2 separate regions of the Homo sapiens genome follow, and region 2 is linked to region 1. The links are chromatin loops, found by intact Hi-C in ENCODE. Cell type or tissue: gastrocnemius medialis. All regions are shown on one strand. Links, peaks and the distances in the headings refer to the core of each region. The heading gives the core; the rest is flanking DNA.

What was found. A loop is a pair of places that touch in the nucleus more often than their neighbours do. Peaks named below come from ENCODE experiments on the same cell type or tissue, not always from the same donor. Only the 100,000 strongest peaks of a DNase experiment are listed, where the experiment ranks them.
Region 2: a loop joins it to region 1, with 4 times the contacts of the local background. A loop is called at or near these places in 3 of 110 quality-filtered maps.

The regions. Positions count from the first base shown.
Region 1 is chr20:62,545,574-62,553,939 of GRCh38, forward strand. CRMA (cardiomyocyte maturation associated lncRNA) reads right to left here and starts at 5,988. Exons shown (of 7, transcript NR_033263.1): 1 at 5,853-5,988; 2 at 2,739-2,888; 3 at 2,254-2,427; 4 at 1,975-2,129; 5 at 133-1,285. It overlaps MIR1-1HG (MIR1-1 host gene), which reads left to right and starts at 4,880. Exons shown (of 4, transcript NR_171007.1): 1 at 4,880-5,465; 2 at 7,892-8,092. RefSeq lists an enhancer at 4,967-5,842. In gastrocnemius medialis, for the core only: CTCF peaks have their summits at 4,143 (motif pointing right) and 8,108; DNase peaks (open chromatin) are centred at 4,249 and 4,778; H3K4me3 peaks cover 3,586 bases; H3K27ac peaks cover 5,125 bases.
Region 2 is chr20:62,599,460-62,607,825 of GRCh38, forward strand. LINC02970 (long intergenic non-protein coding RNA 2970) reads right to left here and starts at 3,982. Exons shown (of 2, transcript NR_184037.1): 1 at 3,519-3,982. RefSeq lists enhancers at 4,193-4,982, 4,983-5,773, 5,774-6,563 and a silencer at 4,301-4,450. In gastrocnemius medialis, for the core only: no CTCF peak of the experiment used is centred there; DNase peaks (open chromatin) are centred at 3,282, 3,902 and 4,312; H3K27me3 peaks cover 2,607 bases.

The DNA of each region.
Region 1 (8,366 bases), core at 302-8,301:
CAACAGCTCCCACTGCCTCTGGGGTTGGGCATCCTGGCAGGTGTCCCCGCCCCTGTGGCCTGACCCTCCAAGGGTACTGGCCCTGCCGTGCACCTCCCCCACTGAATAAGCCCTCAACCTCGCCCCACTCACAAAGCTGAACACATATGAACGCGGCTTCAGCCAGAGTCCCCTGTCCTGCCCACAGCCCAGCTGTCCAGCTGTTCAGGGGTCCATGGATTCATGGATCAGTTGATTGATCGAGTCATTCATTCATTCACTTGGTCCTCTGAGCTCCAGTGTCCAAAGGCCGAAGAGAGGTGAGGAGGCAGCCCTGCCCGGGGTCCTCCCTGAGCTCCCACTTCCTCATCACCCCTAAGGGGGTGCTGTGGCCCCCCTTCCCAGTTGAGGAAGCTGAGGTCAGAGAGGTGAGAGACCTGCCCTCATCCACACCCAGGCCCAGGCTCGGAAGGGCCTCCCCCTCCACCGGGGCACAGTGATGCTGGGCGCTGGCACTGGTGAGGCGCCTCCCTCAGCCCGTCCTGCTGGTGCAGGAATGCCAAGGAATTGTGGGTGGCAGGGCCCTCCCCTGGACAAGGGTCCATCTCAGGGTGTCTGCCCCGTCGGCTGAAGACCCCCTCTCCCTGGCAGCCGGGGCCTGGTCACAGCTGCTCCTGGGACCCTCACCTTGACTGTGTGAATTTCTGCCCACGATAGAGACCCCGAATCCACGGCTGTGGCGGGTGCAGGAGGAGGAGGATGGCCCTGCCGGGGCGTGTGTGCCACATTCTGAGCACAGACATCCCTAGGGGATTGGGATGCCGCCTGGCCCTGGGGGCTAAGGGGCCACTTGGGACACTCAGCGGTGGCCCAGGGTGAGGCTGGAATCCAGAATCAGATGGTCCTTCCCGGCAATGCAGCCCCCTCCGCAGACCGGATGGTGTGGCCCCGTGGGAAGCGCTGTGGCGTGGGGCTCCATGACCGCCCTTGGCTTCCGAGAAACCGCTGCTCTCCTGCGTCCGCCCTCCGCTCAGCTTGTGTGGTGAACTCCCCTCGTGCGCGAGGTGCCCTGTGGCCAGAGTCTGCATGTGCCTCTACTTACCCAAATCCCAGGGGCCTCTCGCTGGGAGCTGCCCCCACCCAGTCAGCCCCGGGACCCTCTGGTCTGTGCTGCAGCCTCTGCGTTGGGCAGCCTCTCTCCTGTTTGCTCTGGCACCATCCAGGCCACAGTCTCCGTGCTCCCCACTCTCCAGCCCGGCTCCCCTCTTGCTGCACTCAGAGTCCTGGGGCTGGGGCAGGTTCAGATCTGGGGACAGACAAGGATGTAGGGGCAGGAAGATAGGCTCTGGGTCTTCGCGTGCTGGGCAACTGGCTTTTCCTCCTGAGCCTCAGTTTCCCCACCTACAAAATGGTCTCAGAAGGCTCCCTGGTGACGGGCCGTCCCCCTCCTAGGGATGCACTCTGTTCCTCAGGGCCCAGGCCATCTGACATCCCCCCTTGCTCTTGTGACCACATCTGCTCCAACAGTGAATCTTTCGGGCAAACTTTCAAGGCACAGCCAGAGCTGGGCAGCCCTCCCCAGGGCACCGCAGCTGGGCAGGGCCCCTGATGCTCCAGCCTCTGCCCTCCACCCTCACCCTCAGCAGATAAGCCATAAGGACCCTGCTATAGCCGTGCCAGCCTGCCCAGGCCTGTGCCCCTCAGCAGGACACCTGCAGCCCTGGCACTGGCCTACAAGGCCTGACGTGGTCTGACCCTGCCCGAAGCCCAGCCCCAGGCCACCCATCCACTGCCACTGCCCCAGTGGCAGCCATGCTGGCCTCCTGCTGCCCGCTGGACACACCAGGCCCCCCTTCCCGCCTCCGGGCTCCTGCCTTCCTGTACACACTCCCCGGGGTGCTCTTCCGGGACCCTTCCCCGCCTGCCCCTCTGACATCACTGGGGGGCCTGTTCATTCACCCCCACCCAGGCCTTCCCTGACCTCTGACCTCTGACCTGCAAGGCGGGACTCCAGGCCCTGCCCCCTGCTCCCCGGCTGCTCCTTCCGGCCCCCATGCCTGGCGCTGGGCCTGTCTCCACATTCCCTGGGCTGTGCATTTTCTCTCTCCCCCGCTGTCCCATACGGCGCCAGCTACATGAGCCTCCTGAAGCTGAAACAAATCAAAGCTGCACTGACTAAAAAATCCAGGTCTGCAGGGGCACCAGCCCCGTTTCTGAGAGCTTGGCAGCCACCGTGGCCAGTGGGAGCCGTGTGAGACAGGGCAGAGCACTCACCGTCATGGCGTGTTCCACCGGACGGGGCCTCGTGGTCAGCCCCGCAAGGGCGGGGTGAGCCTGCTTGTCCCCTGCTTGGGTCCTTGCTCAGGCGTCCCTGTGGGGCGAGGGCTGTGGTGGCCTTGCTGTCGGGGCTTACTGCTTGCTCCTTCATTCATTCACGCCTTAAACCACCTGCAGACACCAAGGGGAAAGTCTCGGGGGCCTAGGCCCTTCTCCCCTCTCTTCCCCTTCTGCCCCCTCTACCCCGTCTCCCCCTTCTCTCCCCTCTCCCCTCCCTCCCGTCTCTCCTACCCACTGCGGTCTCCCTTTCAAATCATGGTGGAGTGGGCCACGGGCAGCACGGCCCTGGGCCGTCAGGGGCGAGGGCTATGGGCTCTGACTTTACTGCCCTGGCGAGGACAGCCGTGGACATGGTGGGGGCCAGAACACACCCAGCTCCGATCAGTGCTTGGTATGGGACCTTGGGAGAGTGAGGCACCCACCCTGAGCCCACGTTCCTTCTCCGTAAAGTGGGGACAGCAAAATGCTCTCCTCTTAGGGATGCCTTGAGTGCAGCATAGAGCCCCTGCAGAAGCTTCTGGAACACCAGGCAGCCTAAGTGCTGTGTGCCGGCTGTTACTGTGAGGCTGGTGCTATGGGTAAACGGGGGAACTGCTCTGTCTTCTGGCTCTGTCCTACGGCCTGGGGGCTGTCAGATCTGGCCACCCACACCAGCCCTTCTCCTGGAAGGAGATGGCCCTGTGCCCGTGCCCTGGTCCGTGGGTGTGGGGCTGCCGTGAGGAGGGTGATTTATGGCCACGTCTGCTGCATACCCTCTCTCTCACCACCACAAAGCACCCGCATCCTTTACAGAGCCGCCTGCCCAGGCCTGCAGACTGCTCCCCACCTCCCCCATTGTGGCTGTCTATGCCCCTGACCCCAGCTGCAGGCCTGGCCTGCCCCCCTCAACCCTGCCTGGAGACGGCAGGCAGGAGGAAGTGGGCTGCAGGGGAGGGGCCTTGCAGGGGGAGTTTGGACACCACACCTCACACCACGCTCTCCCGCTGCCAGTGGGAAGCCGAGTGGCTATTTAGTTTCCAGAAAAGTGCTCAGACCAGGTAGAAGCTTAAAACCTCCTGGCCTCCTTTATGGTGAGACATGGGGTCTTTAGCGGGGCGTACAGGGCTGGGAGAAGGGCCTGGCATCACTCAAGAAGCCTCTGCACTGGGCAGGTGCAGGGGGCGTCCCTCTGTCCCTCGCTGTCGCTGGCCGGAGGACACCAGAGTGGGTGTCGGCGTGTGTGGCGAGTGTGGCTGGGGCTCCGGCTTCTCCCCATGACTCTGCAGAGCCGGCCTTGGGATGTGGGGAAGGGGCCGTGAGCCCAGGAGGTGAACCTGGAGGAGAGCCCTGCCTCAGCTCCTGTGGGCCAGCCTGGGGGGTGTGCAGGCTCCTCAGGGGCTCCCCTGGGATTAGATGCAGCTGAGCCTGTTCTGAGCGGCATAGACTCCCCGGCCCTGTGTCCCTAACTGGCCAGAACCACAAGGGGATGCCTTCCTAAGTCCGGGAGGCACTGGGGACATTTATGAGGTGGCTTCTGAACAGGAGGACCTATGCTCTGGACAGGACTCACAAATACCAAAGCTCATTGTCCCCATCACACGGGCCTGTGCCTGCCACCAACGAGCGGGGTCCCCGGACCACTGTGGTCCACTGTCATTCCACGACCTGGTCCCCAGTCCTGTGGGGCCCCAGAGAGATGGGACGACCAGCCAGCGTCACACAGCCTGTGAGGACAGTCTGCCAGTTCAGGCCTCTGGTCTCTGCGTCCAGGCCCTGCAAGGACAGATCCCCGTCAGGCCCCGTCCCAGGCCCTCGTCTGTTACATAATTCGGGCGTGAAATCCCGGAAGGGGGAGCTCCTGAGCCCGTCCAGCACCCGGGATTGGGGTCTCCCCATCACACACCCTTGGTGGCAGGGCCTGGCTGGGGGCGGCAAGCAGGTTGACCTTGCCTCTGTCCAAGGCGACTGGCATTTGTCATGACTTGGGGTTGGCTTGAGAGTCTCCGGAAACCCAGGTGGCTCTGTCACCACCTGATCCTGGCCCCAATTCTAGGCAAAAGGGCAGAGCCGATGGGACTGTGGAGGGGGCCACCCACTCCTGGTGGCCTGGGTGGGCTCAGCCCACTGGAGGCTCAGAGCAGCGAAGGAGGCCGTACCATTCTGCCCGCCCCCCCCACCCCCGGCCCTGCAGCCTGGGAGATGCCCGGGTCTCCCCAGGGCACCCTAGGAGCCGGCTGGCATGGCATGGAGGCTGCTGCCCGGCTACTGAGGAGGCGCCTCTGTACTGGCTGGGCTAAAAATAGCGGGGGGATCTCGGGCAGGGACAGCCGGTGGGAGGCCTGTCAGGGAGGGGCCGGGAGGGGCAGGACAGCAGCCTGAGCCCGGGACCCGCCGTCAATGGCGTGGGTGCTCCCACCCTGTTCCCGGTGGCCGGGCCAGCCGCGGCCCAGCTGACAGGCTATTTTTTCCCCTGCTTGACTAAATATGGTCAGGGAGCGCAGCCCGAGGGGGCCACTTGGCCAGGGCCGCGTGTTTGGGATGCTTGGCCGGGTATATAAGAACTGCAAAGGTGAGGCCGGCTCCTGACCCGAGGGGGGCCCCCACGCCCGCTCTGGCCTCTCAGGTCAGGCCCTCCCCTCCCCTCCCCTCCCCTCCCCCGCCCCTGTGTCTCCGCGAGCCGGCTGTGTGCCTGCGAGAGCGTGCACACCCGCGGGACCTTCCCTTTTGTTCCACCCTGACCTCTACCTTCTCTACCTTGTGCTGACCCCGCTGGGGTGCAGGGGTTCCCTTCGGAGGAGGCCGGGGCTCAAGGTGTGCAGCTCGGCCGCCTCTCCCTAACTCTGCACCAGCGCCTTCTCTCTCTCTCTCTCTCTCTCTCTCTCTCTCTCTCTCTCTCAAGATCTCCCTCCTGCTAAGTCTGCGCTGCTGCAGGAGGGCTGGGGGAAGGGCAGGGGTGTGGAGAGGGGGTGCCTGGTGTCTTCTTTCTCTCTCTGCCCCCACCAAGTGCGGACGCATCGAGCTTCGGCCCCCACCCCTGCATTCGCGATTGGCTCCCGGAGGAGGTGGCTGGTGCTGCCGCCGCTGCAGCATCTCCTAGGGAGCCGCGACCCTGCGCCCGCCGCCGCTGCCGCTGTCACCAGCCCGGCCCCAGGGGTGCCCTGGGCTCCGCGGTGAGTCCTGCTCAGCCCATCACCACCGCTGGGCCGCCGGGACGGCCCCTGCAAACTTGCCGGGCACCGCGGTGGGGGGTGTGCCTGCCAGCGAGGTGGGTGCTGCGGGTGCCGGCGCCGTGCGGCTCCGGCGGGGGTGCCGTGGAGTTTTCTCTTGGCTCGCGGCATCATCCACATTTGGAAAACTGCAGAGCCAGCAGCCGGCAGGGCCTGGAGGGCGCGTCCAGCTGGGAGGCAGGAACTTTGACTTGCGGGCATTTTGCAAGAAAGCAGCGGCCCCCCACGCGGGCAGTGGATGGCATGGGGGCTTCGGGGCTGGGCTGGGGGCGCGATTCACCTGCCGCTCCGCAACAAAGCCCCGGCAGCCGGGCGTGGGGCTAAACTTACCTTGAACTTGCAGTATCCCCCACTGAGGTGCTGGTGGGGGGCAGGGATTCCCGAGCTGAGCGGCGGCGAGGCTGCCCCCGGCCGGGACTCGGCACTTCTGCAGCTCTCCCAGCCACGTCAGGGTCAGGAGGCGTTTACAGGGGCAGGGCGGCGAGGTGGGGGGCGGGGGGCACATGTGGGCGGAGACTAGGGGGGCTTCGGGGAGAGCAGCCCTGGTGGTCGGCGTCTGTGCAGGTCCCTGCTGGGGAGCTTGACTTCCCGCGTGGCCTCCCGCGGCGCTGATGCCGGGGGCCGGGCGGTATTCACCGCTGAAGAGCCCCGGAGGAGGCCCCGGGCACAGGAGCCAGCTCGGCTCACGGTGGGGTCTGCTTGGAGGCGGCTGGGTGCTCTTTTTCTATGCAGACGGGAAACTTTTTGAAAAGTGACTACAATTCATTTGTGAGTGGGCAGAAGTCCTGTGGACTCTGGCTGGGTCTGGGGTGACTCTCCTGCCCTTTGGGACTCCCAGCTTTCCCCTTGACCCCCAGACCCCGTCCAGATGAATGCCTCACAGGTCGTGGGGGCTTGAGCCAGGCTGCGGGAGTGTCCCAGGCTCTGAGAGCTCATGTGCCAGGGAGCTGGGGACGTTGAGGAGGCCTTTTCCCTGGACTCCGGGGACGGTTATTGCGGAGGTCTTGGGAGGGCACAGATGAGCGGCGGAACCCAGGTGCCCCCGAAGTTGAAGCTCAGGCTGCGGTGTCGGGTGCCCTTTTTGTATCCTTGGCTACGTGAAAATGATAAATCACAGCAGCTACGTGGAAATGGGACATCAGCTTCTGCTTCTGTCTGCCATTTGCTCCTTCCTTTGTAGAGGGGATGCCTCCAGAGCCTTAAGCACAACCCCCACCCCCCGCCCCCACCCACCCCCACGTGAAACTCCAACCCAGCCATGCCCAGCTGCAGACCCACTGCCACACAGCCACAGCATGCTCAGTGGCCTCTGCACACTGCAGGCTCTGCGGAGACATTGCCCTGCCCTGGGTGGTAAGAGAGAACCAACTCGCTCCGGGCTGTCCCCTCGCATGGACGGGCTGCCTGGAGGAGCAACAGAGTCATGTTGGACCTCTCTTCCTGATGAGGACAACGGGAGGTCCTTTCATGTCCCGGGGCTGCTGTCCCACCCCACGCCAGGGTCAGTGGCAGGACAGGGGCCAGGGCCCAGCTGGACCCCACCGCTTAGCAAGCCTCCTGTGTCTGTGCCCGGCCTGCACCCCCAACTGGCGCCTCCCTGGCCCCCGTCCCCCCCAGGCACCTGCAAAGCCTTCTTTCCACCTCTCACCACCGCACGTGCCAGGCTCGCCCTGGGCCACTGCGAGGCCTCGAAACCCTGCAGGCCTCCTCCTCCTCCTCCTCCTCCTCTCCCCGCTCCCAGCAGGTTCGGGGCGGCTTCCCTTCCTGCTGGTGAGGGCCTAACCTTGAGGTCCCATTGGTCTCCTTCTGGCTCTTTCTCCACATTTTTCAGAGTCTGGCTTCACGGCTGGTCATAGAAGTTGGCAGGGAAGGAGGCAGCCTCTGCTTCCCACTCAGAGACATTTTTAAACGCAATGAAAAACATATCGATACAATTAAGTATTCCAAAGTGCTTAGTTTGCCACTCGCTAAGTTTACTTAAACCCTCTTTAACAGGCTCATTAGGAGCTGGTGAGCACCGGGAAATTCATTAACAGGAAGGCGGCCCCCTGCATTTGACTGTAAATTGGTATTGATCAGGGGCTGGTGGAGGCTGGGCGGCTGGCCACAAAGAGCCAGGTGTGGGACCAGCCTCCCGGGGGTGCCACGGCAGTGGCGCTGGGCAGGTGACGGTGGCTGCTGACCCCCGGTGCCCATGTAAGCTGCTGGCTCTGCGCAGCTGCCGCTTCAGGTGGGCCGCACTGCGCGGCGGTTCAGGGTGGTGACGCTGCGAGGCGGGGACGGGGGAGAGGGTGAAGAAGAGCGAGAGAAGGAGGGAGAGAACCGGGGGAGCGACGCTCCCTCGCCCACTGGGTGTCTGCTGTGGCCAGGCTGAGGCACCTAGGGAGTTGCCCCCCTAGTGGACGGCCTCTCAGGAGATCCTGACCACCCTCTGGGAACCTGGACTCCTCCAAGCATCGTCTTTCTCGCCTGCATCTTCGGAGAGAGGTGCTGAGCCCTTCCTCATGGATACGGGGTCCCGGGAGGCAGCCTTCACCAGGGACCTGCCCAGGAAACCAGCAGATGCCCAGGTAAGCCCCCAGGACACCTCTCGGGTCTCTGGTCTGCAGTTCCTCGTCTGGCCTCAGGAGCAAGGAGTTGTCCAGCTCCCGGAGAAGGAGGAGGCTGGTCCTGCGAGTGGGGTGCTGGGCAGGGCGCCCCCCAAGGTTCCTCTCTCCACCCAGCCCTCTCTGGGCTTGGCTGGGATGAGGTGACCCAGGGGGACAGGAAAGTGTTGGCTTTGAAAGTTTGGGACATGGATGATGCCTCCCTGCTCTGGGGTGAGGGTGGAGGGGCAGCCTGTCT
Region 2 (8,366 bases), core at 338-8,337, 54 kb after region 1:
CAGGTCCTCTCATGGGGCTGGTGCCCCCGAGCACACGATCCCCTCTCCCTGATCCCAGGCTCCTCTGTCATGGGAGGGGTGCGAGTTCTTGGAGGCCGAGAGTGTGGCCTGCCCAGGACCACTGGGAAAATGCAGGGTGAACTGTGGGTCTGGGTGACTCTCATGAGCCCCTCCTCCATCCCCCACAGCCCCTAAAGAGTGGGACGGTCTCAGGACCGCGTCCCGGGGTGAATCGTGCTCCTGAAATGGGGACTGTGGTGCACAGTCACATCATCCCTTCACACGGCGGCCACCAGGACACCTTCAGGGCACTTCCGGTGGCAGGAAACATCCCCAGGCCTGACTGCGCCTGAGGACGGTGATGCCATGGACCAGGAGCGCTTCCCGGAGCGGGAGCAGGCGCTCGCTGGCTGGAGCTCCCCCACTGTGTCTGACGCCTCATTCCCTGGATGTTCAGGGTTCCGGTGCTCAGCAAGAACCTGTCCGGACACGCTGGGGAGCAATGCCCCCACAGAACATCGGGGGCCAGCTGGACCATGGCACGTGCCAGACACTGCACCCCAGCAGCGGTGCATGCTTCTCCAGGGCACGCAGAGCAGTGACCAAGGCCGACCGCGCTGGGTCCCAGCACAAGTCTCAGTAGATCTTAAAAGACTCAAGTCGTGCAGAGAACAAAGTAAGAATAATCTCAAGATTTGTTGAGACTTGTGTTCCTTGACTATCCCAGAATTAGAATGAAAGGAGAACCCAATACAGAACATCCTGAAACATTAAGCAACTCAATTCTAAATAACTCGTGAGCGACCGGCGTCGTGGCTCACGCCTGTAATCCCAGCACTTTGGGAGGCTGAGGCAGGCAGATCACTTGAGGTTAGGAGTTTGAGACCAGCCTGACCAACATGGTGAAATCCCGTCTCTACTAAAAATACAAAAATTAGCTGGTCATGGTGGCCCACACCTGTAATCCCAGCTACTCGGGAGGCTGAGGCACAAGAATCATTTGAACCCAGGAGGCAGAGGTTGCAGTGAGCCGAGATTGTGCCACTGCACTCCAGCCAGGCTGACAGAGCAAGACTCCATCTCAAAAAAACCAAAAGAACTCATGAGTTGTTTAGAAGTTGTTAATTAAAACAACATATCAACAGAGGAGGTGACCTGGTATTTTTAAAATGTAACTTTCATTGTTATTCAGGTAGGGTGAGGCCCACAGGTCAGGAGACAACCACCATCAAAAAGATGATTTGTCACGGGTCCCAAGAGGACAGAGCTGGCCGCATCACCACGGTGAAGGGGCACAGGGCAAGCACCAGGTAGGCCAGGAGGCAGAGGGTGCGAGGAACGTGGTGTGGGAAGGACCAGGCCAGGGGGTGGACAGGTGGAGAACTGGCTGGTTGCATTAATGCCAGCTGGTCTGGGTGTAGCTCCTGGCCCTGGGGTGATTAGGGCAGGGGGACGTTGGCCCAGAGTGTGGCCCAGTTGGGGAGCGGTTGGGGTGTGGGCTCTGGAATCCTTGATTTGCTTATGAAGGGTGATCTTGCTGGGAAGCCCTTGGAGGGGGAGCCCCTCCTGGGTCACCCCAGATGTCAAAGCGCAGAAGCACAGGGTTAATGCAGAGGTAATTAGACACTATTTTGAATTCAATGGAAATTAAAACAACATATCAACATTTGTGGGATGCAGATTGACTGGTGTTTAGGATAGATTTTACAGCAGTAATTGCTGAAACGATAAAAAAGGAAGAGATCACAAATCACTCTAAGCCAAGAGCCAGCAAGCTACAGCCCACCGGCCATGTCTGGCCCCTTCTTGCTGTTGAAAATAAAGTTATGCTGGAGAACAACTTGGTATTTTATGTGTTTTCTGTTGCTGCTTTCACGCTACAACAGCAGTTGAGTGGTTGCAACAGACACCACGTGGCTCACAAAACCAAACATATTTACTCTCTAGCCCTTTACAGAAAACCCTTGCCAACTATGATAGGAGCTTTCACCTGGAGAAACTAGTAAGGGAAAAATAAATTACAAAACGCATGCGGAAAGTAGAAGGTAATAAAGATCAGGGTGGAAATCAGCTGAACAAAAAACAAAAACAGAAAATAGAGAAAATAAATGAAACCCAAGCTGATTCTTTGAAAAGATCAATACAATTGATAAGCTGCTGGCCAGACTGACCCCAAAACAAAGAGACCCTCATTACAAACATGGAGGCTAAAAAGGACATCACCGCAGACCCTACAGATGGGAAAAAAGAGTCGAGGGGGATGGTGTCCAATCTTCTGCCCATATATTCCACAACTTGGAAGAAATGAACAAACACCTTGCAAGGAGAAACCTTTCCTTTCATGCATTAAAGACATCGTTCTGCTGTCTCCTGGCTGCCGTGGTTTCTGGCAAGAATTCTGTAGTCACTGGAGTCACTGCTTTTGTGTACGAAATGTGTTGTTTTTCTCTAGCTGCTTTCCAGATGTTTTCTTCAGTTTTCAGCAATTTGATGATGCTATGTCTGGGTCTATTTTCCTTTCTGTTTATCTTCTTTGGGGTTCACTGAGCTTCTTGAATGCTTACATTTATGTATTTCACCAGACTTGGGATGTTTCAGCCAATATTCCTTCAAATAACTTTCTGCCCCAACCTCCTCCTTGCTTTCTGGAACCAGGTATGTGCTGGGCCTTTCGATACGACCCCAGCTGGCCCGTGATGCTTGTTCTTGTTTTTCCTCTTTATCTTCGTTCTTCGGAGTGGATATTTTCTATTTATCTGTCTTCACGTTCGCTGGCTTTCCTTTGTCTCCATTCTGCTATTGAGTCCATCAGTACAATTTTAATTGCAGATACTCTATTCTTTTAGTTCAAAAATACTCATTTGTTTATTTTTTTTCCTACCTCTCTGTGAGGTTTATTATTCATTTCATCTAATGCTCCTTTCTGAGGTGTGTGTGCGTGTGCTGTGTATGCGTGCAACTCGCAAAGCAGTTACCGCGGCTGCTGTAGGCATCTGTGTCAGTTGGGGCTGGCATCTGAGCATTGTCTGTTCTCTTGAGGATGATCACACCTTCCTAGTTTTGTGTCTATTGAGTAATTTTGTTTTACGTCTGAGCACACCGTGTGGACTCTGGGTGCTGTCCTAGCCCTCGGGGAACGTTGCTGTTTCCACTTTAGCAGCCAGGTTCATCCCAAACCCCACCTCTCTCAGTGTGGTTCTCAAGACCTTTGCTGGGTTGGCACTGCTGGGTGGCACTGTGAGACTTATGCGGATTCATGCACAGAATTAGGCAATTGCCGTGTCCAGCCCTCCCCCTTCCGGGGTTCCGCCCCCTCTCTTCCCTGGCTCTCCCCCTTCTAGGGTTCCGCCCCCTCTTTTCCCCTGCTCTCCTCCTTCCAGGGTTCTGCCCCCTCTCTTCCCCCACTCTCCCCCTTCTGGGGTTCTGCCCCCTCTCTTCCCCGGCTCTCCCCCTTCCAGGGTTCCACCCCTCTCTTCTTCCCCGGCTCTCCCCATTCTGGGGTTCCACCCCTTTCTTACCTGTAGGACTCCTTTTCCCAGGTTGGGGTTTCTATCTGCGTTTTAGCTGCTTGTGTTGCCATGTGGATCTGAGAGTGGGGCTTGCCCTCCAGACAAAGCCACAAGGAGGAAACCAGAAACTCCACGGCAGGTCACTCCTCCAAGTTCCGCCTCCGCCCTGCAGTCTCCTTACTTTGCAGGTCCTCAGTAGTTGTCTGTGTCTCATCCAGAGCTTGGTCACAGTTAGGGGAGGGCTAGGCTAAGCCATAGCAGGCTCGTGGATAAAACGTCACCTCCCTGGCTCTTTCCCAGGATTTCCTGGCAGAGGCCACATTTATAAGCCATGCAGTGTAGTCACCTGCTGTGTGCCAGGCAGCAAGCGCCATTAGCCCGGGAGGTGGTGAACAGCTCCTGGGGGCACCAGCCAGCACCGTCACCGTTTGGCAGCGGAGGCTGCGGCCAGCTCCTTGTCAGGTGAATGTGCTGCATGTTGATGCAACACCTTCCTCTTCTTGCCAACCCTGGGCCAATGTCCTCAGACACAGGCAGCAACGGAAGTGGCCACCTGCCCACCATGGCCTGGGGAGAAGGGGGAAGGGTCTGACTGGGGGAGCCTCAAGACTGTGCCACTTGCCCCAATCCCATGAGAGGCACCTGCTATGGCACCTCGAGCTGGGGCAGAAGGCCTGGAGCCCGTGCCTGGATGCTGCCCAGGACTCTCAAGCTAGTCCAGTGGCCTTGGCTGCAAAGTCCTGCTCAGGCCCACGTTTCCCCAGTGCCTTGCCCAGCTCCAGAGGGAAGTGATTGACCGCAGAGCCGATGAGCTCAGAGCCGGTGGTGGGCAGTCTGGCCGGATGGCGGTGACTCAGGGAAGCGGAGGGGCTCCCCCCACCCCGCTGCTGCTGCCCCCCGCGTCCCCCCCGCCTGCAGTAACTGACAGGAAGGGGCGGGAGGCGGATGGGCCGTGACAGCTTAATGGCTTCGGTTAAAGCATCCTCTGATCGTGCTGGCGCTGGGAGAGGCTCTGAGCTCGGGTGGCACTGCGGGCACTCTGGACACTGTCTCCGGCTGCCGCTGAGCTGGGAGGCTCCTTTCCAGCAGGCCACGCGGTCAGGGGCACCTCCTGCCGCAGCACCTGCCCAGCCCTCTGGGGACCAGAGTGAGCAAAGTGCTGGTGCTGGACCTGGCCACCGCCAGAGGCAAACACAGTTGGCCAGACCCAGGCCCCACCTGTTCACGAGATGCCCCATCCCTTGGAGCCTCCAGGAGCCAGGGCAAGTGTGGAGGCAGGTGAGACCCAGCGCCAGCGTTTGCTTCAACCAAAGAACCACAGCAGAGCCGCTGGGGACAGCTTGTTCAGCCAGTGCATAATCAGTACTCAGGATTGTGGCTGGTGCCCCTGGCAGACTCAGCCCTACGGGGATCGGCCCCCAGACGTGCCACAGCTTGGCCACTCTGCTCTGAGGAGCTGTCTGTGCCCAGCACGCGTTCCAGCTTCTGGGATGCACAATAGGCGCCCAGGCCTAGGCTGCGGGACGACCATGCTTGCTGCTCACAGCGCCTGTGAGTCAGAGACTCCGACAGGCCACTTGGGATGGCCCAGGCCTCCTCCCCAAGGTCTGCAGCCTCCTCGGGGAAGCCTTGGGGCCAGAGCCTGGAGACTCCAGAGGGAGTCTCCTACAGACGATGCCGCCATCAGTGGGACCTGCAGCCGGGATCTCGGGCTGGGCCTCTCCGGCAGCCCCACATGTGACATGGGTGGGCTTCCCGAGGCCAGCACTTGAGAGAGAGGTGGAAGCCGAGACGCGGAGCCACCTGGCATCCTTTCCGACAGTCACGAGGCCCTCAGATTCCAGAAGAGGGGACAGAGACCCCTCCATGGGAGCAGCCTTGGTCATGCTAGAGAAGAGCCTGGGGCTGGGAGACCCATGGGGCATCTTTTGAAAATGCCTCCAGTCACTCGTGTGGCCACCCAGCAAGGCCCCGAGTCATGCACAGCCCACCCGTGCATGCCACCTGCCGGGACCTGCCCCATCACCTGCCGGGACCTGCCCCATCACCTGCCGGGACCTGCCCCATCACCTGCCAGGACCTGCCCCATAGCTTTGGAGCCCTGTCTGCTGCAGGGGAGGGAGGCAAGCCCCAGAACAGCCCCGAGTTCTGCTGCAGTCCGGTCAGCCGGGGGCTTCCTGCCCCATTCAGTGTCCCAGGTCTGCATTCAGCAAGGGTTGGATGCTCCACCAACCCTGACCCCCCGGGAGCATACACCTGTGGGAGCAGGTGCACCCCACCTCCATGCACACACAGACACCTCCAAGGTTTTCCTGAGAGACAAGATTTGGCTCAGGACTCGCTGCTCAGAACCTGAAGGTGTAGAAAGTGCACACACTCCTAGCAGAGCCGACCTACTGCTATACCCTCCCAGCCGGTGCCCCAGGTCAGAGCCTGCCCCTTCCCCCAACCCTCCTGCCTCACCCACACCCCTGTAGCCTTGGGGACCCACAGAAACCACCGCAATGACCTCTTCTAGCAGGCAGGCCTGTGGTGCGCCTGCTGAGCTCAACCCTCCGTGAACTTGGCTGGCCCTTGCCAGGCGCAGCTCAGCCCTGCATCCGCTGGCACTGCCCACCAGACTTGCCCACCTGACCGGGACCGGGAATCTTCCTGTAGCCTCTCTAGGGAAGGTGCACTTTTCTCTAGCATCCTTTCTCTGGCTGATGGAGAGGGAGCTGGGTGAAAGGCAGGGCCTTGGCCAGAGCAGGCCTGATGGGTGGCATGGGGCTGGGGGTGGAGGAAGTTGGGGGAGGAAGTGTCTCTGGAGGTCCAAGGCCTCAGCTGGCCCTGCCCCCTGTAAACAGCCCTATTTTTTAAAAGGCCTCCTTACCCAGCTTCAGGGGTTTAAAGGACACCCCCTTCCCTTGGCCATTCCTGGGGACCCCCCCGACCATCCACAATATTGTACTAGTATCTAAAGCAGCCAGCAAGTCCTGTCTGTCTGGAGAAGGTGAGAGTTTTCAGGGGCTCAGGACGTGCTGAGCTGGGGGGAGCAGGGGGCATGGCTTGACACCTCACAGCGGCTTCCTGAAGCTCAGTGGTGCACAAAGCAGAGCCCACAGGGGAGCCCTCGTAACTCAAGGCCTCCAGGCCATGCTAAATACCCAGAAGCCACTGGTGGGGACCACTGAGGCCATGTGAGCAACACATTTATCATGAACAGCTGTTCCCCGTGTTACTCCAAGACAACACGAACAACTGGGCCGGGCAACCCAGAGAAATGCAAACTCTTCCTCATTCAGAAATAGCAAAGAAAGTTCTCCTTCCAGAAGGGCCCTCCCCACACCTTGTAAAAGCAATTTTAAAAATACAAATAGAGGCTCCTTCCTCATGCCAAGGTTCATTATTAAGGAAGAGAGCAGTTCCAGGCAACGCCTTTATTTAAATATGATGATTAAACTGTTTGGTTTTAATGCAAATGGAAGACACCATCTGAAATTCTGAAAGGAGAAAAAGACGCTGCTGGAGGTGGGAGGAAGGGAGAGGAAGGCAGGAAGGGAGGAGAGGAAGGGGCCAAAGCTGGTGAAATTCCTGGCATCAAGAAACCCCCTGGATGGAGAAAGAGCATGAAAACAGCAAACGGCCGCGAGGCAAACAGCAAACGGCCGCGAGGCAAACAGCAAACGGCCGCGAGGCCGAATGGACCACATTCCAGGCGAGGCGGGGGCAGTGTTCAGCTGTAGCTGCTCCCTGGGGACCCACACCCTGACCCCGTGCTAGGGAGCACTGGGCTGGGGGCCAGCGAAGCACTCTGGCGTGGACGGCAGGCCCATTTTTAACGGTGCTATTTCATTAGCAGTTTTACTCAGCTGCTGGCAGGGCCCCAGCACGGCTGCCTCTGTGGCTAGAGGGGTGCAGGGGGTGCTGGGCTCCAGGCCAGGCAGTGCCCATTTCCACAGAGCCAGTGCCCCCACACAGCCACATGCAGCAGCTTCCTTGCTACACCACGGGGCCTCCCTGGGGACTCTGCACCTGCAGCGCACACACTGTCCCCACCTGGCCCTGCCCACGGGGCTGCTGCAGAGGCGGGCTGCCAGCTCTCGCTCCCTGGGGAATCTGGAATCCCAAACTGGGAGACGGGGCGGGGGCGGGGCGATAATATCTGCACCAGCTGCGAAGATCAAAGCACCTGTGCACGAATGGCTGACCCAGAGTCTGGCCCCCTCATATGTGACCCACGCCCCGTGAAGGCTGCACCTGGAAACCTCTTTGCCACGTCGCCATCGTGGGCTAGTCTCGAGCTGCGCCCCAGCCAGAATCCTATGTATTTGCAAACTGAGGACAGAGAGGGTCAGCTGTGTGTCCACCACTGTCCACACCGATTTTAGATAATTTGGTTTCCTCTTTAAATAGCGTTTAAGGGAACGAGCAAACTGTCACCTCCTGAAACAAGTTTCCAATAGATTAAAGTGGGTCTTGTCTATATAGCACGCTCTGAAATGATCCTTGCCCATGTTGCCGATTAAATGCTTATGTGCTCACTGTCTCTTGGCCCCCAAATATAGGGCCTGCCTTAAACCTTCAAACCAAGGCGGCAGTGCCTTCGTGTTAGAGTCCACTTCTTTTTATTGCCTCTTGCCTAGAAAATTATCGCAGGGGTGCACATGCTGCATCTCCCACGAACAGTTGTCTGAGGCTGGGCTAATAGAATGTCTCATAAACCTCGAAAAGATGTTTCAAGAACACCTCCTCCTCTTGGGGCCATTCCCAGCCGAGTTCCAGAATCCTCAGGCCAGCAGGGAGATGGTGTCTGTTGGGACACTGCGGAGGGACCCCTTGTTGAGGTGGTGGCCCCAGTCCTGCCTTGGGGACCCA